Linked DNA regions of Homo sapiens: region 2 is linked to region 1. Evidence: chromatin loops called from intact Hi-C (ENCODE). Cell type or tissue: CD4-positive, alpha-beta T cell. All regions are shown on one strand. Links, peaks and the distances in the headings refer to the core of each region. The heading gives the core; the rest is flanking DNA. Region 1 has its middle 120 kb from the start of MIR4689. Region 2 has its middle 230 kb from the start of MIR4689.

Region 1 (10,980 bases), core at 1,658-9,657:
TGTTGCTTTCCTACAGACAGAGGAGGGGTCCTTCTCAGAGGGAAGAGGGCTGGGAGGCAGAACGCAGAGTGCAGAAGCAGGTGTCGGAACACTGCCGTGAGCTCAGGTTGCAAAGCCAGAGGGCCTGGGTTCAAACCCCAGCTCTGCCGCCTACTTGCTGTGTAACTCTGGAAAAGTGACTTAACCTCTGAGCCCCTCCCTCCCTCAATCTGTGAAAGAAGGGCTTTCTGAGGTTACAGGGGAAGATGCAGGCAATTCCCAGCATGTGCCTGACCCTCCCCAGGCTCCAGACACTGGGTCCCTGGGGCTGTTGTGTTCAGCGTTATCCTCAGTGTCCCTGCGGCCCATGCTGTCCCAGCTAATTGCACCCCATGGCACCCTGGGCTCCGCCGGGAGCAAGACTCCTTTAGCGAGGGGTTTGGGATCTCAGTCTGGGCTGCCCTTTTTCTGAGGGGGCCTCAGCTGTCACAGGCCCAGCATTGGGAGACAGAGCCCAGAGTGGGGGCAGAGCCACGAGGGTCACGTCAGAAACCAGGGGCAGGGACTGCCACAACCACTGTTGGGCCCTGGTGGGGTGGGGGTCTCTCTTGTTTGCTTCAAGACATAAAGGAGAAGAGTCCCAGTCTCCAGGGGCAGGTGGGGGCATGGGATTCCGCCACAGCCCCCTCCCTCCACAGGAAGGAAGGAAGTGCCGCCTTAGCCACAGGACAGGGCTCCATGGGGACGAGGGGAGACTCTGGGGAGGGGGAGGCAAGGAAGTCTGCAATGCAGAGAGACAGACAGGCAGAGAGACAGACAGACAGACAGACAGACAGACAAACAGAAGATGGAGTTCCAGGCAGGCCAGGCCCAGGTCTCAACACATGAGCCTCTCTGGGGCCAGCTGGTGAACAAGAGCTGGGGCCCTCTAGGCACAGAGCGGGGACTGGAGGGAGATCCTGGAATGCAGAGGCCACGATAGCTGGGATGCACTGCTGGAGGAAAATTTTAACCTGGACCTGGGGGTAGCCACACCCCAGACAGTGAAGGGCTGTCTCCAGAGGCCAGGACTGAGCAGCGGTCAGCCGCAGGCTGCGGGTGGGTGCAGAGATGCCGCCAGTGCTGGCCCCATCTGACCCCTACTGCCCATCCCAAACTGGGCCCTCTCCTGTGTGTCTCTGTCTCTATCTATGTCTCTTTCTCTCTTTCTCGTTGTTTCTATCTCTAGCTGTGTCTCCCTCTGTTTCTGTATCTGTATCTCTCTATCTGTTTCTCTCTGTCTATGTCTCTGTCTCTACCTTACAGTCTCTATGTCTGTTTGTCTCTATCTCTTTTTCCATCTCTCTCTCTTTCTCTGTGTCTCTGTCTCTGTGTCTCTCCATCTCTGTCTGTCTCTGTCTCTTCCTCTGTCTGTCTCTGCATCTCTCTGTCTCTCCCTCTGTGTTTGTCTCATATCTCTCTGTCTCTGTTTCTCTGTGTCTGTTTTTCTCTGTATCTATCTCTCCAGAGACATACACACAGAGGGAGAGATAGAGTCTCTCATCTCTGTGTTTCTCTGTGTCTCTCTGTATCTCTCTGTCTCTCTGTGTATCTCTCTCTGTCTCTCTGTATCTCCCTGTGTCTCTCTCTGTTTCTGTCTCTGTCTGTCTCTCTGTCTGCCTCTTTGTCTCTCTGTCTCTGTCTCTCTGTGTCTCCCCATCTCTTTCTGTTTCTGTGTCTGTCTCTCTGTGTCTCCTTGTTTCTCTGTCTGTCTCTGTCTCTTTGTGTCTCTCCATCTCTCTCTGTCTGTCTGTCTCTCTGTCTCCCATCTCTTTGTCTCTCCACGTACTGAGAGCGGCACTGCCCTCTCTCTGGGGTTGTTGCCCTACCCTTTCTGTGGGTCGTTGCTCTCCTCATCTCTTCCTCTTCTCTTCACTGTGCATCTCCTCCAGGGCCAGGAGCCCCTGGAAGGCAGGGATCTAGTCTGTGCTATTCATGGCTCCCTCTGACGCATGCACCTGGCATACCACAGGTGCTCAATAAATGCCCATGGAGTGTTGTTAGGTGCCCAGCTGCCGTACCTTGGGCTGAGTGACTGAGCCATGAGGCTGTGCCCTGAGGGGCCGGCACATTGATGGGCTGTGTGGGGTCCACTCCTTCCTCCCGTGGATTCGGGAGCTTTTGGGCCTGTGACGTCCCCACCCACGTGGTGTTTGTGCTCGGCTTGATGGACATTGGTTGCTGTGGCAGGGGCCCAGGACACCATGGGAGGGAGGGACTGGCCCCTGGCACCCTGTCCCAATCCTGGTGCATTGGCAGCTCCGTGTTCCTGCTGGCGGCCCCCGCCTTCCCTCCTGGCAGTGCCCATCCCAGGTCCAGAGACGTCTCCCAGTAATTGGTTTTGCTGGAGGACAGCCCCAGCCTGCAGGACTGGGAGTACCCGAGGCCCTTCTCCCAGGCAAAGGCCAGAGACGCTGGGCTGAGGAGGGTCTGAGTTTGCACCATGGGGCAGTTGCTCCTGAAGGTGCAGGGCTGGGCAGTTGTTTGAATTCCCAGTGGCGATCATGTTCTCATCTGTAAGAAAGGGCCAATATGAACCCCAGTGCTGCCGGCTCACGTGGGCTTCATGGAGGATGAAGTGAGGTGGCTGCAGCCCTCCGTGAACCGCAGCTATTATCTCTGTCCACACTGCAGTTGTGAGTCTTGCTGGGGCTGGGCGAGGGCACTGCTGGAGCCAGAGAGGACAATGTCCATTGCTCAAGAACATGGATCTTGCCCAGGCCCCTCTCTGCAGGCATCAGACAGAATCGACGGCCCTGCGGATCAGCCCAGGACTCCACGGACAGACTCCCAGAGGCTCCCACTTGGTCTTCTGCCCATGGGAGTCATTCATCCACCTCGAGGGGCGAACGGTCCTCGGGTTCAGGTTCTGAGCTCCTTAGTGCTGTGCTGTTGGGGACTTTCTGGCCACATAGGGGACTTTGCTGCATTTGGAAGACTTGCCACTTGGGGACTAGCATGTGAGCCCAGGGCCAACTGCACGCTCCCTTGTCTTCAGCGTGCACAGGGAGCTCTCCCCAGCACGAGTGATTCTGGCCCTGGCCCTTGGCTCTCCAGGACACTGTAGCCTCTCGCTCAGTATTCCGGGGTCCTGTGAACACTGTCTGGCCTCTCTAGGTCCCCAGGGGTTCACAGGCCTCACCCGCTGAGCACGCATCACCTGGAGGGGAAAGGGGGGCCCTGAATGGACACCGAGCAGGAAGGGAGTAACTGTTGAGCGCTGTGCTAGGCGCTGTGCTGAGCACTTGATGTCACACAGCCCCGCTTCGTTCCCCAACAGCCCTGCCAGGGAAGAGCTGCTACCGAGCCCATTTTACATGTGGGGAAAGGGAGGCCAGAGGTAAGGAACCTGCCCAAAGTGGTACGACTTGTAGACAGCAGGGCTAGGTTTACTCCAGGCTCTTCTGACTCCAACGCCCATTTGCTTCCCTCCTCCCTCTCCCTTTCTCCCTCCCTTCCTTTCTCCCTCCTGCCTCCCTCCCCTTTCCCTTCTCCCTCCTCCCTCCCTCCTCCCTCCCTCCATTCCTCCCTCCCTTCCTCCCTCTTTCTCCTTTCTCTCTCCCTCCCTCCTTCCTTCCCTCCCTCCCTCCTCCCTTTCTCCCTCCCTTCCTTTCTCCCTCCTCCATCTCCTTCTTCCTCCTCTCTTTCTCCCTCTCTCTCCCTCTCCTTCCTCCCTCTCCTCCTCCCTCCCTCTCCTCCCTCCCTCTCTTCCTCCCTCCCTCTGCTCCTCCCTTCCTCTCCTCCTCCCTCCCTCCCTTTTGTCCTCTTTCCCTCCTACCGTTCTTCCTCCCTCCCTTTCTGCCCTCCTCCCTCCTCCCCCCTCCTTCCTCCCTTCCTGCTGTCAGTCTATTGCACAGCCTTCTCTGCACTTGCTTGGAGAAGAGGCTCTGCCTTGGCACTTCCAGGCCTGCATAGGGGCTTGAAGCTTTCTGAGCCCCAGAGCCTTTGGTTCTTCTTTCTCTGTGCCCCCTGGATTGCACACAGGCCAGTGAGAGGGGACAGGCTGTGTCAGGTTACCTGACTTCTCTGTTAGGGATGTGAGAAGGGGCAGAGGGAGCCCTTGGTCCCCATCCAATTCACTGGGTCACTGAGTGCTGCTTCCTAAAGGCAGGCCCGTGGCAGAGGTGGCCCTGGCTCCTCACATCTGGGTAAGGGAGTGGCCTCCTCAGATGTCTCTGGTCTCCTCAGAGTTCCCTGCTGATGTTACCCCATGTGGTCTTAGAACCCTGTGGAAGATCATGGCCCATGGCTTCCTCCAGCAGGGGCCTTGGCCCCACACTGGAACTACTCAGCCCCAGCACCAGGTGGGCAGCGTGGTCCTGCTGAGCCCTGCACAGATCCACCCCGAGCTCCTCTGCTGGCTCAGGTCTGGGCTGCCGCTCAGGGAGGCAGAGGAGCAAGCCGGCTGCTGCACCTGGTGTGCTCCTGACCGGCAGCTTGGCAGGTGCGGTCCTCACCCCGCTTCTGTGCTCTGACTTTCCCGGGAAGGCGGGTCACAGTGCACACCGCTGCCTCACCATTTCAACTGTTAGTCCCCTTATTTGGAATGACAGTGACTTGCATATTTGAGGAGCTCAAGAGGGGGAAGTTTAATAAGATGCCAACAGAGTAAATGCCAGTTGCTTAAAAAAAAAGGCAATTTAAATTGTTTAGTGGATACACGTTTGGGAAGCCTGGGAAGCCTGGGAAGCCCACTTGCTGCTGCCGTCGTGGTGGGGTCTGCTCCGTGCCTGTCCAATGGCTGCTGATCAGCGGCTGCAGGCTGTTTGCTCCCAGAAATCATGCAACAGACAAAGCCGGAGGTCCTGGCACTTGGTGCGATGTTGGCTCCCCGGGGAGCCACGCTCAGACAGCACCGGCACAGACGTCATGATTGAGACCAGGGCTCAGGGTCCAGGGTCCAAGGTCCAGGTGCTGCCATCAGTGGCCTGGGGGCTGTGAATGGGATGGCAGAGCCCTTCCAGGTCTAGGACCTGGCCAGGGACCCAGTCCAGGTCAGCGTCCCTTGTCTGCAGTGCCGATTGGCTGGGCTCTGGGCAGGACAGTCCTCATTCACTTGCTTGTCGTTGGTGGCAGGACTGTCATGGCCAGAGGATCCCTGGTGCTAACTGGCCTCCCCTGTCAGCTGCTGCCTGAGCAGAAAAGGGAGCAACTACAGGGCAGCCTTTCCCGGAGCCCCCTCTTCCCTTCTGAGCGCCTGCAAAAGGTGCTGGGTGCTGGCCACGCTGCCCTGCCTGCCTGGCTCTGGCCCCCCCCAGAACCCTTCGCAGGGGCTCTCCCAAGCATGGGGAGCTCCTGGACCAGCGCCCTCCTCCTTAGGGTCTGGGAGTTAAGTCCACGTCTTGGTGCCATGCCCCATGGCTGCCACCAGGGGTCAGCAGGCCCATGGCGGGTTGCAGGGTGGATGCTGTGGCCGGAGGAGCGGCAGGGACGGGAGTTCTGAGGGGTAAAGCTGGCAGCAACCTGGACGCAGGCATTGGCTGGTGTCTTGGAGGTCAACCCTGGCCAGGCCCTCTGGCTGGCTGAGCTGTGGTCTTTAGCCACTGGGGGCATAGGGGGTGTCAGCTGCCTTGGAAGAGCTACAGGGGTCCCAGTTGCTGACGCTGGTGCCTTCTGGGGGACCCCAGGCAAAGCTCAGTGCTCATGACCGTCATGACCAAGGTGGCGTTCGGAGTCATTCCAAGCAGTCTTTAAATCCTGTGTGGCCTTGGGCCACTTCCTTTACCTCTCTGAGCCTCAGAGAACTTTCCATCTGCAAAATGGGAGAAATGATCAAAGGGCTGTTGGAAGGATCCAACGAAATAACACATGCAAAGAACTTAGCACAGGCTGGCGTGACACGGTCACGCAATAAACCGTACAATTGTCATTACTGTCATCAATAGAGTTTTCAGGGGGATCGTCCTGTCTGTCATCGTCTTCTCCAGGATGCTCCTGCTGGTTTTTAATGTTTCTAATCTCCTGTTGATTATTCTTGGGGTTTCAGCCAAATAAGTACTGCCAATTAAAGCTCTTGCTGTAGCTCCGGGTGGGGTTGCCATGGCAACGGGAGCAGAGCTTTCACTTCTTCCTTGGAATACACACACACGTGTGTGAGTCTTTTTGTGGGTTTCTGCCCGTGTGTCTAGCTGTTACCAGAACTCCCTGCCGCGGAGCCGGAGGTGGCAGGTGGGAAGAGAGAGGGAGGAAAGTGGGGCATGGGGTGGCATGTGGGGGCCCCTCCTCCTGCACGGAGCCCCCTTCAGCCTGGGAAGCCTTTGCCTGGGATGCTGCAGCCAGCGTTATGAGGGAACGAACGTGGGTTTCCCCGTGCAAACTTGCTCTGCCCCCGCAATGGCCTCAGGGGCCCTGTCCAGCCTGGTTGGCAGGATGAGGCTGTGCTGGGTGACGGACAGCCCTGCCTGAGTCTTCAGAGCGTCACAGATGTGTGTGTGCCTGTGTGTTGTCTCTGTGTGTATCTGTGTGTGTGTCTCTCTGTGTTCCTGTGTGTCTGTCTGTGTGTCTGTATGTCTTTTTCTGTGTATCTGTGTATGTGTCGTGCTTGTGTGTGTCTGTGTGTATTTCTGTGTGTGTCTGTGTGTTTGTGTGTATCTGTGTCGCTTTCTCAGTTTGTGTGTCTTTTCCTGTGTGTGTCTGTGTGTCTCTTTGTGTGTACGTGTGTGTGTCTCTGTGCCAGTGACTCTGTATCTGTGAGCGTGCGTGTGTGTTGGGGGCTTGAGTTGGTCATCAAAGCTGAATCTCAGACAGGCTACAGGATTCTAAACTCAGCTCAGGCCTGGGGTTAATTGAGGTCCAGGGAGGGGCTGAGCTGGAAGCAGAGCTGGGGGCTCACTCTGACCTCTGGCTTCTCTGAATTCCAGATGCAGTCAGCATCAGGCCTACCCCCGTGTCAGCACTGGGAGCTCCTGGAAGGAGGGCCGGCTCTTGGATGTGGGGATTGGCTGGGACTTTTTTCAGTTGAAAGGGTCAAAGTAGCGTGAGTAAAATTAAATAAATACATGGAAGAAAGAAAGAGAGAAAGGAAGGAAGGGAGGGAGGAAGGAAGGAAGGGAGGGAGGGAAGAAGGAAGGGAGGGAGGGAGGAAGGGAGGGAGGGAGGGAGGAAGGGAGGGAGGGAGGGAAGAAGGAAGGGAGGGAGGGAGGGAAGAAGGAAGGGAGGGAGGGAGGAAGGGAGGGAGGGAGGAAGGGAGGGAGGGAGGGAAGAAGGAAGGGAGGGAGGGAAGAAGGAAGGGAGGGAGGGAGGAAGGGAGGGAGGGAGGGAAGAATAAAGAAAGAAAAAGAAAGAAAAAAAGAACACCCCCCCAGGTGCACATGGAGACTCTGCGCTGGGGCCCAGTTACCCAGGGTCGAGGCCCAGCCAGCTTCACTCAGAGCTGGATCTGGGCTCTGTGAGCGTGGCAGGCCCGACTTTCTCCAGAAAAGTGTTTGGAGCCCTGTGGCTGGGCTGGAGCTGGATGTCTTCTGTAAAGGGGCAGAGCTTCTTGCTGGTAGTGTGGACACAGCAGATCTCATGGAAGGGTGGGACCAGCCTTGCTGGGGTCCAGCACCCAGGCCTGGGCCACCTCAGGGCTTGGGGACGGTGGTCGTTGGCTGGGTCCAGGTCTCCTTTCCCCAGGGCTAGGGTGGGTAGCAAAAATGGATGCACAGTGCCTAGGACCACATGGGCAGGGAGACGGGGAGGCTGCCCCAGGACCCTGCATCCACACCTGGGGGACGGGCTTGCCTTTGCTGCTAGGCGAGGAATGCCTCCCTGAACAGAGCTTCATGTTCTGCACCCGTGATGTGATCCGCAATGTGCAGGGGCTGACGAAGGGGCTGTCGGCTGGGCTCTCTGTGAGCCTGTGATCTCCTCACCACCCCTGCACCTCTGCACTGAGGGGAGGCAGCAAGAGAGGGGAGCTCATCTGGAGGAGTCAGTGCCAGCTTTGAGAAGCCTCAGCCCCTTCTAGACACCTGGCTCCTCAAGCCCCCTCCATGGGGAGGGGATGAGCAGGTCCTGTCCTTCCCAGGAAGCAGTGTCCTTGGATTTGGAGGGCAGGAGCCTTGGAGGGAGGTGCCAGCCTGCCTTGAGTTGGCTGAGGAGGGGGCAGCCCCTCCAGGGGTCATGCGATGGGCTAGGCAGAGCATAGCTTCCAACTGCTATAGCCAGACTTGCTTGGAAATGCCGCGGGTGCTGAGGGCTCTGAGGGGCCACAGGCAGCCCACGTGGCCAGTGGTCCCTCCCTCTCAGTTGTGATTCCACGTTCAGGGACTGTGTCTTCTTCGCTGCTGACGTCACAGAGCCAGCCCGGCTGGGTGGTTGGTGAAGGCCAGGAGCCTGGCTGATGGGGCCGTGGTGGGCATCCTGCTGTGAGCGGGGACGTCAGGGCTGCACAGCCAGGGGCGCTGGGAAAGGGACCCTGACATCTCTCAAGAGGGGAGAGGGGTCCTCAGCGGCTGGTGGTTGTGGCCAGTTTACACCTTGCTGAAGATAAGCCACCTAGATGTGACTGAGGGACTGAGGTGGCGCTGTGGGGAGAAGGGGACTGGGTCACTGCTCCTGCACTCGGGGAAGTCACACTACCCAGCACACATGTTGTTTCCTGAAGACACATGCCTGTCTTGCCCGGCAAGAGACTATGACTGTAATAATTAAAGAAAGAGGAGAGAAACACGAAGGGTGGCTGTACAGTCAACAGGGACAGGTTTATTTTAAACAAACCTGAGAGGGGCGGCTGGCTGAGTTAGGTCAGAGCGCACTCTTTTATGGACTGAGAGTTTTTAAGGATTTAGGGTGGGAGAGTTTATTAGAAGCTTGGACTGCTTTTGTGTTTTTTTGCTGTGCTTATTTGAGAGGGAGAGTTGTGTGTGTGTTTCCATTATTTAATTCTTACAATGACCTCACCCATTATGAGGCTCCCCCTGTGCCAGGCAGCGCATGGAGCTCCTCACATTATCCTCATGGAGGCCCTGTGGGCAGGTGTGAGGCGCCCAGCAGACAGGTGAGGCGCCAGGCATACATAACTTGTCCAAAGTCCCACGTCGTGGGTGACGGGAGCCGTAACCACTGTTTTCAAGGAGCTCCTCCTCCTCCCTGGGGCCCAAACAGCACCGGGCACATCAGGAAGTGGGTGGTAGGGTGGGGCGGGGGCCTGGGTTGGCCCCATGGGCTCATCCCTCTTCCCTGGACTAGGGACCTGCAGCAGGGGTGAGGTCTCTTGAGGGACTCCAAAGCCTGAGGTGCAGCTTCCAGCTCAGCTTGTTCCTCCGTCAGGGCCAGGTGGGAAGGTGAGGAGTGGGCTCAGGGCAGACAGGTATGTGCAGGGGCATGCTGTCTGCCTCATCCAGGAAACCAAAGGGACAGAGATGGGGTGACTCTTGAGGTTCTCCAAGGTGTCCATGAGCCAGAAGCACCCCCCTGCCCAGGCAAGAGGTGGGCACATCAGTGGGGCCCACACTGCTGTGGACGGAGCCAGAGATATTCTGAGGGGCATTGACCCCACTGCCCCTGCTGCCCACTTCCCCCAGTCCCCAGTCAATCCTCCTATGACCTCATCAGGCCCTGCACAGCTCAGAGCAGCAGTTGAAGTTGATCCTGGGCACCTGTGCAAGCCCACCTGAGCTCCCAGGCTTATGTGAGGCATGGGCTCATCTGGGGAAGGGGCTGGTTGCTCATCACCAAAGGAGCGCAGAACCAGAGAGCCCTTCCCCTGGCCTGGCAGGAAGCCGGTGAGGAGGCGGATGGTTTTGCCAGAACTCCCCAACTTCCTCCTCACCTCAGGAATGGAGGATTGTGCCTGGGCATGCATGGTGTGTGCTGGCATGTGTGCGTGTGCATTTGTATGTGTGCATATGTGTGCTGACATGCACGTGTGTGTGGAAGTACATTTGTACATGCATGTGTGCACACGTGTGTACGTATGTGTATGTGTGCACATGTGTGCATACACATGAATACACATGTATGCATATGTACATTAATGTGTGTGTGTGCACATGTGTATGTAGTACATTTGTGAGACAAGGGCTGGGCGCTGTGCCTCTGGACCCTCACCTGGCTCCAGGTGGAGCTGGGCAGCGTCCTTGGGAAGAGCTCCTGCCTTCTGAAGCCCCAGGAAGGGAGTCAGGACTGAATTTGTGCTGGGTGGCAGTGGCGGTTCCCAAATCTGCCTCTTTATAAGGATCAGCTGGGGAACTTGTTACAATTATGCCATCCTTGGCTGCATCTCCAACCTCTCTTCGGTGGGGCCTAAGATGCTGTAGTCAACGAGCTTCCCCCAGGCAGTGCTGACGTTCAGTGCTCAGCCCGAGGAACCCACTGCGGAGCCCCCAGGGCGCCACAGCCCCTGCTTGTTGACCGCGGTTGTTTCTCTGCCTTCCTCTTATCTTGGGTTTCCTTGATAAACCACGTATTTCTCAATACCTGATAAGTTTTCAAGCTGTTTATTGCGTCGTTGTTTAGATAAAACAGGTAGAACATTTTGGGTTTCTTTTATTTGTGGGAGGAGGCCTTGGCTTTTAACCCTCCGCGGTCTGTTTCGAAGACCAGTGCTCTTGGAATATTTTCTTTTACATTTTGGAAATTTACATGAAGCTTCCTCATGATGATTCTTTGGCTTTGAAAGTGATGAGTTTTGTTTTCTGAATGAACCAGGGATTCACTGAATCAAGAGGTTTGACAAGCAGGATGAGATGTGGGTCCCGGGAATTCAGCCCGAAGGGCCGACAGCATCTGTTGTTGCGATGAATCAACTTCTCTCCTTTGCATCCAGAATGGTTCTAGCTATTTGGGACAATTGAGAAAATAGTCACTTACATCATTTTTGTGTCAGCAGTCCAGATGAGAAACCTGGTTGAGAAGCCTGTGGAAATTGTCTTCCAAGATGTTGACCCTGGAAAATTAGGGATTTACCCAAATGTCTGTATCACGGACTTCCCTTCCCCCCATCCAGAAATCTTAGCATCTCTGGAATCTTTTTGGGTT
Region 2 (10,980 bases), core at 1,417-9,416, 110 kb after region 1:
AGGCTTATCTTGGCATACACAATATGCTTTTTTTTTTTCCTTTTTTTTTCTTTTTAATACTTTAAGTTCTGGGATACATGTGCAGAACATGTAGGTTTGTTACATAAGTATACACGTGTCATAGTGGTTTGCTGCGCCCATCAACCCCTCATCTACATTAAGTATTTCTCCTAATGCTATCCCTCCCCTAGCCCCCCACACTCGATGGGCCCCGGTGTGTGATGTTCCCCTCCCTGTGTCCATGTGTTCTCATTGTTCAACTCCCACTTATGAGTGAGAACATGCAGTGTTTGTTTTTCTGTTCTTGTGTTAGTTTGCTGAGGATGACGGTTTCTAGCATCATCCATGTCCTTGCAGAGGACATGAACTCATCCTTTTTTTTCAATGGCTGCATGGTATTCCATGGTGTATATGTGCCACATTTTCTTAATTGAGTCTATCATTGATGGGCATTTGGGTTGGTTCCAAGTCTTTGCTATTGTGAACAGTGCCTCAATAAACATAGATGTGCATTTGTCTTTATAGTAGAATGATTTATAATCCTTTGGGTATATACCCAGTAACGGGATGGCTGGGTCAAATGGTATTTCTAGTTCTAGATCCTTGAGGAATCGCCACACTGTTTCCCACAATGGTTGAACTAATTTACGCTCCCACCAGCAGTGTAAAAGTGTTCCTATTTCTCCACATCCTCTCCAGCATCTGTTGTTTCCTGGCTTTTTAATGATCGCCATTCTAACTGGTGTGAGATGGTATCTCATTGTGGTTTTGATTTGCATTTCTCTGATGACCAGTGATGATGAGCTTTTTTTCATGTTTGTTGGCTGCATAAATGTCTTCCTTTGGCTTCCTTATATCCTTCGCCCAGTTTTTGATGGGGTTTTTTGTTTTTTTTCCTGTAAATCTGTTTAAGTTCTTTGTAGATTCTGGATATTAGCTCTTTGTCAGATGGCTAGATTGCAAAATTTTTCTCCCATTCTGTAGATTGCCTGTTCACTCTAATGATAGTTTCTTTTGCTGTACAGAAGCTCTTTAGTTTAATCAGATCCCAATTGTCTATTTTGGCTTTCGTTGCCATTGCTTTTGATATTTTAGTCATGAAGTCTTTGCTCATGCCAACGGCCTGAATGGTAATGCCTAGGTTTTCTTCTAGGGTTTTTATGGTTTTACGTCTTACGTTTAAGTCTTTAATCCATCCTGAGTTAATTTTTGTATAAGGTATAAGGAAGGGATCCAGTTTCAGCTTTCTGCATATGGCTAGCCAGTTTTCCCATCACCACTTATTAAATAGGGAATCCTCTCCCCATTGCTTGTTTTTGTCAGGTTTGTCAAAGATCAGATGGTTGTAGATGTGTGGCGTTATTTCTGAGGCCTCTGTGATGAGCACTTTTTCGATCCATCAGATTGACAAAGACAGTAAGAAAATAATTCTTCTTCTGGTGGGAATGTAAATTGGAATAACTTTTTTGGGGGGGAGGACAATTTTCTGAGATCTGTCCAAATGTAAGAATGCACACACCCTTTGTTTAAGCAAGTCTGCATCTAGCAGCTGATCATACAGATGATTTGTGCGTGCTCACAGAGACAGGCACACCTGCTGGAGCACCTGCGGGAGCATCGCTCAGGGTAGCAGAACATAGAAAGATCCAAATGTCCACCAGTGGCAGTGATATGGTTTGCATCTGAGTCCCCACCCAATCTCATGTGGAATTGTAATCCCCAATGTTGGATAAGTGGCATGGTGGGAGGTGATCGGATCATGGGGGCAGTTTCTGATGGTTTAATCTCCCCCTAGTGACGTGTTGTGGTAGAGTTCTCATGAGAGATGGTGGTTTACAAGTGTGCAGCACCTCCTTGCCCCGTCTTCCTCCTGCTTCAGCCATGTGAGACCTGTCTGCTTCCCCTTTGCCTTCCGCCATGATTGACAGTTTCTTGAGGCCTCCCCAGCCATGCTTCCTGTACAGCCTGTGGAACTGTGAGCCAATTAAACCTCTTTTCTTTATAAATGACCCAGTCTCAGGAGGCATTTCTTTTATTATTTATTTATTTATTTTGAGATGGAGTCTTGCTCTGTCCTCAAGGCTGGAGTGCAGTGGAGTGATCTCGGCTCACTGCAACCTCCGCCTCCTGGGTTCTAGTGATTCTCTTGCCTCGGCCTCCTGAGTAGCTGGGCCACCACGCCCAGCTAATTTTTGTATTTTCAGTAGAGACGGGGTTTCCCCATGTTTACCAGGCTGGTCTCGAACTCCTGACCTCAGGAGATCTGCCCTCCTTGGCCTCCCAAATTGCTGGGATTACAGGCATGAGCCACCGCGCCTGGTCACAGGAAGCATTTCTTTATAGCAGTGTGAGAACGGATGAATACAAGAGGGCTGGATCCATCCATTACCTGACATTCTTGTGGTGGTTCACTCTGCCGCCTGCAAAGACAGGCAGCTCCAGACACATGGATCCAGTACAGTCTTCACAGATGCTGTGTCCTGTGGCAGGCCCCTTTTGTGTTAAAGAGGGACACACACATAGGCATACAGGCTTACAGAGGCACAGTCTGTCTCTAGAATAACACACAAGGAGCTCCCTCTTCATATTTCCCTTCAGTTCCATTGCCACGTGTCCCTTATGCATGCATGGCCCATTCAAAGTAGACAATAAGAGCAACACACCCATCCATGCTTCTTTGTGAGAAACAGAAAGATAATTCCCTCCCTCATTCCAAATATTTTGAAATGCTTTTGAGGTTGAAGCTCACCCCTCATTAGTCTTAGCAGCAGAAATCATGTGGTATGCCTTCTGCTCTGTGGTGGGTAATATAGATTGATTTCCTTTACATTAATTTAAAATGGCTCCCATGTCAAGGATACTGATCCTCCAGGGTAAGCTTCATGAGGACAGGGACTTTTCTTTTCGTTTTTGAACCAGAGTCTCTTGTTCTGTCTCCCAGGCTGGAATGCAGTGGCACAATCTTAGCTCACTGCAACCTCTGCCTCCCAGGTTCAAGTGATTCTTGTGCCTCAGCCTCCCAAGTAGCTGGGATTACAGGTGCATGCCACCATGCCGGCTAATTTTTAGTAGAGACGAGGTTTCTCCATGTTGACCAGGCTGGTCTCAAACTCCTGGCCTCAAGTGATCCGCCAGCCTCGGCCTCCCAAAGTATTGGGATTACAGGCATGAGCCACTGTGCCTGGCTGGCTTTGCTTTGTTCACTGTTCCATCTGCAGCACCCAAAGGCATGCCCAGCACATAGTAGGTGCTCAAACACTCTGTAGAGTCAATCATGTACGCCCCTGAGCAATGCCATCTTGTCCCTACCTCCCCTCCCCGTCCTGATTGAGGGTCACACAACTTCCCCATGACCTGAGACCCCTGCCTGGGCTGGTCTTGGGAGCAGAGTCTACTGCCCTGAAGCCATGAGACACTGGTTCCTGGCTAAGAATAAGAGAAATCTGCTTGGAAACAGAGCCACTGTAGCCAAAGACAGCATGGTCACGAGCCTGGCCATGTGTTTCACTAAGCTTTGGGAGGTGAAATGTAACAGCCAACTCCTTCTGATTTGAAATATTTAAATGAGCCTGGAGAAATTGTGTTACACATTGGAAACCTTTGAGCTGTGTGCTTTATGAATCCTGTGACAACAGTGATGAGAAGCTCACCCAGAAAGCAGATGGGGCCCGTGGAGCAGGACTTCCCAGCTCACCAAGGACAGTGCAGCCAAGGCTCCCAGGCTTGTGTTCCAGAAGAGCTGCTGCAGGAGAGGGTGGCCCGAAGTCAGTGCTCCTATAGTCCCCGCTCTGGTAGCCTCCTTCTTCTGCTTTCCACAAGAGTAGTGGTGACTTTCTGGCATTTCTCTGATCAGGTCCCGAAGTTAGATAATATTTGGAGAGCCTTGCATGGCCAGCAAAACATGTTTTTAATATTGACCTTCACCCTACAAATTAAAAACTGTTGCCCCTTTCACATTGACCCACCCACCTGGTAGAAGGTAGAAAGGTTCATCTCTGAAATCGCCCTGAGACCCAGGAGGTGCTGGGGGTGGGGAAGCCATCTTCTGATTGGAGAGACCAGCTGTCAGTCATTTTGTGCTGGACACAGGTTCTCAGGGCTCCTGGTTTCTCTAAGAATGGACAAGGACAGCACTCACCCTGTTGCCAGCCTCCTTCCATGCAGCTCCAACTGCAGCCGTAAGTGAACAGTATTTCTCAAAGTTGTTTACAGCTTTGGAAAACATAAACGCCTCATTACCTGTGTGGAGCATCCTCCTGAGAGACCCTCTCCTGGTGCCAGGCCCCTGGGGAAAATCCCGCTATCTTTTGTTTCTGTACAAGCTAACGGGACTTTGTTGAGCCTTACTTTCCCTAATTTACTATAAGGAATAAAAAAATGGACTTTCCCATAACACAAGATCTTCCTATTGACCAAGCTGAATAAACTCCATGTGCCCCACCCATCTTCCATCAGCTGAGAGTCAGGTCTGTTTCCTTAATGGAATCCCCCTCTAAGTCACGGCCTCTGACACAATCACAGCTCAGCTGTGCTTCTTACTGGCAGGACTTTTCCCAAATCACGTGGGTATTTGTGCTGGTTTCCTGCCCTCTGCTGTGGGGTCTGTGATGTCTGAGGCCTTGTCTCTTGTGTCCATCGGGAGACCCTGTATGCCTGGCACATGGCAACACATGAGCACAAGGGCAGGGACTGTATGCGTCCTGCTTACCGGAGCACCTGAACATAGGAAACACCAATACCTGTGGGCCAAATGCACCTGTTGTATTCATTTCTTAGGGCTGTCCTAACAAATAACCATAAACTGGGGGGCTTAAAACAGCAGAAATTATTGTCTCACAGTTCTGGAGGCCAGAAGTCAAAAATCAGAGTATCTGCACAGCTGTGCTGCTTCTGCAGGCTCTAGGGCAGCGGTCCCCAACCCCTAGGCCATGGACAGGTATCATCAGTCCATGGGCTGTTAGGAACTGGGCTGCGCAGCAGGAGGGGAGTAGTGGGTGAGCAAGCAAAGTTTCATCTTATTTACAGCTGCTCCCCATGGCTCACATTACCAGCCTGAGCTCTACCTCCTGTCAGATCAGCAGTGGCATTAGATTCTTATAGGAGCAAGAACCCTACTGTGAAGTGTGCATATGAGGGATCTAGGTTACACCTCTCTTTATGAGAATGTAATGCCTGATGATCTGTCACTGTCTCCCATCAGCCCCAGATGGGACTGTCTAGTTGCAGGAAAGCAAACTCAAGGCTCCCACTGATTGTACACTATGCTGAGTTATAGAATTACTTCATTATGTATTAGAAAGTAAGAATAATAGAAATAAAGTGCACAATAAATGTAATGTGCTTGAATCATCTCAAAATCAACCCCTCCTCACCTCTCTGTGGAAAAACTGTCTTTCTCAAAACCAGTCCCTAGTGCCCAAAAGATTGAGGACTGCTGCTCCAGGAGAAGATCCTTTCTTGCCTCTGCCACTTCTGCCATCTGCTGGCAGCCCCTGGCATACCTTGGCTTGTGGCCACATCTCTCCAATCTCTGCTGCTTTCTCTGCATGGCTTTCTCCCCTCCGTGTCTCTACGCCTATGTCCAAATTTTTCTTTTCTTATAAGGACCACAGTCATTGGATTATGGCCCACCCCACTGTAATGTGACCTCATCTTCATTTGATTACATTTGTCAGGGCCCTATTTCTTAATAAGATTAGATTCACAGCTACCAGGAGTCAGGACTTGAACGCATCATTTGGGGGACCCAACGTAACCCACAACACTGATGGATGCAAAATTAGGAATAAGAGAGGGGCCCAGCTTCGCATCAGGGATCTGCAGTTTTGAACCAAAAGGATGAATGTGAAGCAGCACCACACATATGGTTTACATACAGTATTCCTGTTCTCATGCACTATTTCATGAGATGATGAGACTCACGAGATGGTGTGATAAAAATAATAATAGCCAATATTTGCTGAATGCTGGATCCATGTCGGGTCTGAACTCAATGTTTTATGGGGATCATCTCATTTATTCTCCATTGTTGCCCTACAATGGGGTCATTCCCCTCTCCCCTTCCTTATTCACAAACATCCAGTGAGCTCTTCTTTACTGCGCCGGGCAGTGGATGGGGCACAAACACTGACATCTTCATTTCTAAAGCTGAGAGTCCAAGGAAACAATTTTGGTTAAATCTTCCCTTTCTCCACATCCCTTGCTAGCACTCAAATCATAGTCACTTTCCTCCCCAATGTGCTGCCTCCTCATAAATTTTGTAATCCTCAAATTACATTTCTGTCATCTGCCCATTCGTTTTATTACCTGCCGATAAAGAAAAGGTCAAAGTCAGTAATTCCAGATTTCAGAAGTGTTTAATCATCGCTGATAAATAGAAACCCTTTCTCCAAAAAGGCAAAATGATAACATTAAAATTTTAAAAAATTTGTTGTCAGAATATTTTTAAGAGGACAGTAACCTTTCCATCTGACCTGCTCTTTGGTGAACAAATCAAACGACACAATTATGTCTTCCCTGAACTTCAGTGGCTTTGAGTCTGAATGCGTTAGATTGGGCTTAGCATAAAGAATAGCTTTATAATGCTTAGTGTCCCCGGGATGGAGTGAGTGTCACAGGAAGGCAGCAAATCCCTCCTGCAGAGATTGGAGATTCCCACATAGCGAAGATCAAGTTCTTGGGAATTCTTGTGAAGGGTCCGGGGGAGGGGAGATGTGGAGGGTAGGGGGACAGCCTCAATGTCCACTTAATATCCACAGGGGTCATTTTAGTCCCAATGTTCTGTGAATTCATTCACTAATTGGTTGACTCATTAATGCTTTCATCCATTCAACAACTAGTTTTCTGAATGTTGTGAATATCCGACGAGGGGCTGGGTGACAAGAGTGCAAACACAAACAGAACGTGGTCTCAGCACTCACGAAGCTTCAGGTGTCAGGTGCCATTGTCGGGGCTGGGCAGAGAGCTGTGGGCTGCAGATCAGAGATCGCCCCTGACCTCCTCTAGGGGTGGAACTTAGGGGAACCCTCACTGATGTTTTTGGCACTTTGGGTCTAGCTCTTTCTCAGCTCTGGCATCTGCAGCTAGAGTCAAAGAGGCCACCCTAGAAATGACCATCAGGACCAGATCTGTTCCCTCCCACCAGGAGTGAGGAAATCCCAATAGCCAGCCCCTGCCCACTGATGGAGCCCCCACTGCACTGCCTCACCCTGGAGACTGGCGTTTTTTTCTGGCAAGCTTTGGTGCATTTTAGGGTCCCGGGCTGGATGGTGTCTCTAAGGGTAGCCTCTGCTTGCCTGGCCCAGCTGGGATCTCAGGGGGCATTTGAGGCCCAGAAAAGGCCAGTGGTCTTTGTACCTTTTGGAAACCATTATCAGAAAGAACCACTGAGGTGGGAGAGCTGAAAGCTGCTGTTGCCATGGACACGATGGCCACGGAGATCTGAAAACCATCAACTGGTTTGAGAGCCACAGGGAAAAGCCATGTACCCCAGTCTCTGGGTGCTGGAGAAAGCCCAGGCCATAGTGGGACAGGAATCAGGGTAGTAGGCAGGCTGGAGAAGGAGGAAAAGGGGGGGAACGGAACTGAGAGGGTCAGGCCATGTCTAGGGATTCTGGTCCAGGACCCTGATAAGAGGGCTATGTCCCCTTACAGATGACCTGGGTAAAGGCCCGGAGGGGTGATGTTTGTCTGGGGGTTCCAACACTATGGTCCAAGTGGTGCTGCTTTGATGGGACCCCCACCTAGAGCAGCTCTGAAGACATTCCCCAGGGGCTGCTTGATTGGGAATGTGGAGATGGGCAGTTATTAGGAACAGAGCACAGGCTGTCTGCAGGGCTCTGCACTTCTTCCTCCTCATCACTCTTCGGAAGCCCAGAGGCCCCCAGAGGGATGGGTTACTTGGAAGTCATCGTAATGTTCTGTACCTGAGAGTTAGTTGGCCCTAGGAAATTGTCCCCCAATCATGAAATGTCCCTCTTGTCGTATCCTGTATGGGGGTGGGATGAGGTGGAGTGGATGGGCCTTGGGGGGCTGCTCTGAGGTCAGGGAGTCCAGTATCCACCCTCACCTTGCCTCACACTACGCACCAGCCTTGGGAGGAACCTGGCTTGTCATTCACAGTGTTACCTTCAGATTGTCCATGTCTAAGTAGAGGATCATTCATTCAACAAACATGGTGGGCCCTGCCCTGCGGAAGCGCCACATGAGTGCTGGCCATGTGGTATGAGTAGGCAGGTGAGCGGGTCCTCAAGGGCATCTGAGTGAACAAACACACAAAGTACAGCCAGATGTCTCAGGAGGAGTCTTAGAGTGATGAAACCATCTGTAGCTGCACTGGGACAGTTCTAGCAGTCTACACATATGATGAAATTGTATAGAAATACAAACATGAACACACAGACACATGTGAACATGCATGGAGACACATGCAGGTACATGCATGTACACACAGAGACACACGTAGACACAAAGAGACACATATGTAAAGACGGACACATACACATTCAGACATACACACATAGATAAAAACATGCACACACACACATATACACACACAGAGATACACATAGAGGCACACATGTACAAACACAGAGATATGCATGTGTGTGCATACACACAAATACACATAGACACATAAGCACATATACACAGACATGCTGACACAGATATACACATGTGTACACAGACACAGAGACGTACACACACATAGACACACATGTCCACACACATGAATAAATATACACATAGACATGTGCACGCAAGCACATACAGGCACACACATGCACACACATGCACACACATGCACACACAGAGACACATACAGACACACTGGTACACAAATGAATACAGATATACACATAGCTGCACACAAGCACACACAGACACACACATGCAAACACAGAAACAAATAAAGACTCACATGTACACACATGAATACAGATATACACATAGACATCTGCACACAAGCACACACAGACACACACATGCAAACACAGAAACAAATACAGACCCACATGTACACACATGAATACAGATATACACATAGACATCTGCACACAAGCACACACAGACACACACATGCAAACACAGAAACAAATACAGACCCACATGTACACACATGAATACAGATATACACATAGACATCTGCACACAAGTACACACAGACATACACATGCAAACACAGAGACACAGACACACATGTACACACATGACTACAGATACATAGACATGTGTGCACAAGCACATACAGACACACACATGCACACAGACACAGACACACACCTGCACACACATATGCATGTGTGCACATGTGCACATAGACACACATGCACACACAAGAGTGTATGGAGAAAATGGTGAGATCTTCGTAAGGGTCTGCAGATGGCACCTGTGTTAGTTTCCTGTGCTGAGCTTTGGATTATAATGATCAACAGTGAAACCGCTGGAAAAGCTGGGGGAAGGGGACTTGGAACCTCTCTGCTATTTTGGCAACTTCCCATGAGCCGACCCTTTTTTCAAATGTAAAAGTAATTTAATAGTTTACCATTTAATATATCTGGGGACACAAGACATTAGTATTAATTGAATTTAATTGCTATTAAAATAAGTTAAATTTAATATAGTAATAAATGAATATAAACATAAAAATAATGACAAATCCTTGCCAGTGGCCTAAATATTTAAATTACTTACTAGTAAAATTTTTCAATGATTTCCATCCCTATTTATATATATAAAAAATAACTACGCAAGCACCAAATCAGCAAAACGATGGTGCCTTCGTGTAGGTGCTAAGAGGCACATCACGGAGCGTCAGGAAGGAGGAGGAAGCCAAGGTGACACAGGATGGAGTGTGTGCCGCCTCCACCACCATCTCTTTATCCGCCTTGCTGTATTTATAGATGTGCATCTTCACACGTGTACAGCCTTTCAGGTCTAAATTCACCTTTGAGGGTGCTTCATTTGTCTTTCCTTTGGGGGTTTGTGGGATGGGAACGGATTGAACCCTAGGACCGTATATTAGAAGCTGCAGGCAGCATGCAGGGTGAGCAGAACTGCAGGCAGCATGCAGGGTGAGCAGAACTGCAGGCAGCATGCAGGGTGAGCAGAACTGCATGCCCTGAGGACGGGGCCCACCCTGCAGCCCCTCACCGCCGCCTGGCCACAGGGCAGCAGGGAGTGGGAACCTCCTTATTTCCTGGGCTCTCTGGGCTCTTCCTGGAGCTTTCATTACCAGTCATAAGGGGACTGTAAAGAGCACCTTGGGTAGCCATTTAAAAAGTGACGAAACCACCTATAAACCAGCAAATTATACAGGGGAGGCATTTTATGTCTTGTTTTCTTTACAGCCATTCTGAAAGGGGACATAAAAGTCACTGGAAAGTCCTGGTTCCTGTCACCTTCGGGCCCCATTGCAGCCTGCATGGTATGACTCATTTGTTTTCAGAGGCTGCTGCCCCAGTGCTGGCACAGGGAGGGACCAACTAGGGGCTGTCTTTTAGAACTGTATTATCCAGAGACAATATTCTCCCTGTGTCCCGAGGAGTGATATTTCCTGACCCCTGGGGCAGAGCCGGGAGGCCTGGGAGAGTTCAGAGAGCAGAAGCCCCCTTTTCACCCCAGGCTCAGTCCTTACCTGCAATCTCCAAATGTTCCCTTATTGGGGCCACATCATTCACCCTCCCCACCAAGGATAGTGATCATGATTGACAGCTGCCTTCTGTGTCTGCAGCAGCCCCCATGGGAGGGGTATTTCTGAATGGTGAAGGATCATTCTTCCTAGTGATGAGGCTCAGTGCTGGGAGCTTGAAGGTTTGGGTTATGATAAAGAGTCCATTACCAACTGGCCTCGGGCCTTTGGGAATTGCTATGATGCTGTGACCTGCTTTTATCATCAGTGAAATGGGTGAGTAGAAAGTTTGTCCTGATGAATTTCATTTGAAAGTAAAAGGAACCTGTGTATGATGCTTTGACTTAAGC

The links. Hi-C counts contacts between places; a loop is a spot of excess contacts. Peaks named below come from ENCODE experiments on the same cell type or tissue, not always from the same donor. Only the 100,000 strongest peaks of a DNase experiment are listed, where the experiment ranks them.
Region 2: a loop joins it to region 1, with 9 times the contacts of the local background. A loop is called at or near these places in 43 of 110 quality-filtered maps.

What each region holds. Positions count from the first base shown.
Region 1 is chr1:5,740,390-5,751,369 of GRCh38, reverse strand. No RefSeq gene overlaps it. Among named protein-coding and RNA genes, the nearest start is that of MIR4689, 120 kb to the left of the region's middle. RefSeq lists enhancers at 4,776-5,572, 8,235-8,819, 9,621-10,121, 10,122-10,622. In CD4-positive, alpha-beta T cell, for the core only: a CTCF peak has its summit at 5,391 (motif pointing right); a DNase peak (open chromatin) is centred at 5,389; H3K27me3 peaks cover 1,151 bases.
Region 2 is chr1:5,631,874-5,642,853 of GRCh38, reverse strand. No RefSeq gene overlaps it. Among named protein-coding and RNA genes, the nearest start is that of MIR4689, 230 kb to the left of the region's middle. In CD4-positive, alpha-beta T cell, for the core only: no CTCF peak of the experiment used is centred there; a DNase peak (open chromatin) is centred at 5,483; H3K27me3 peaks cover 2,319 bases.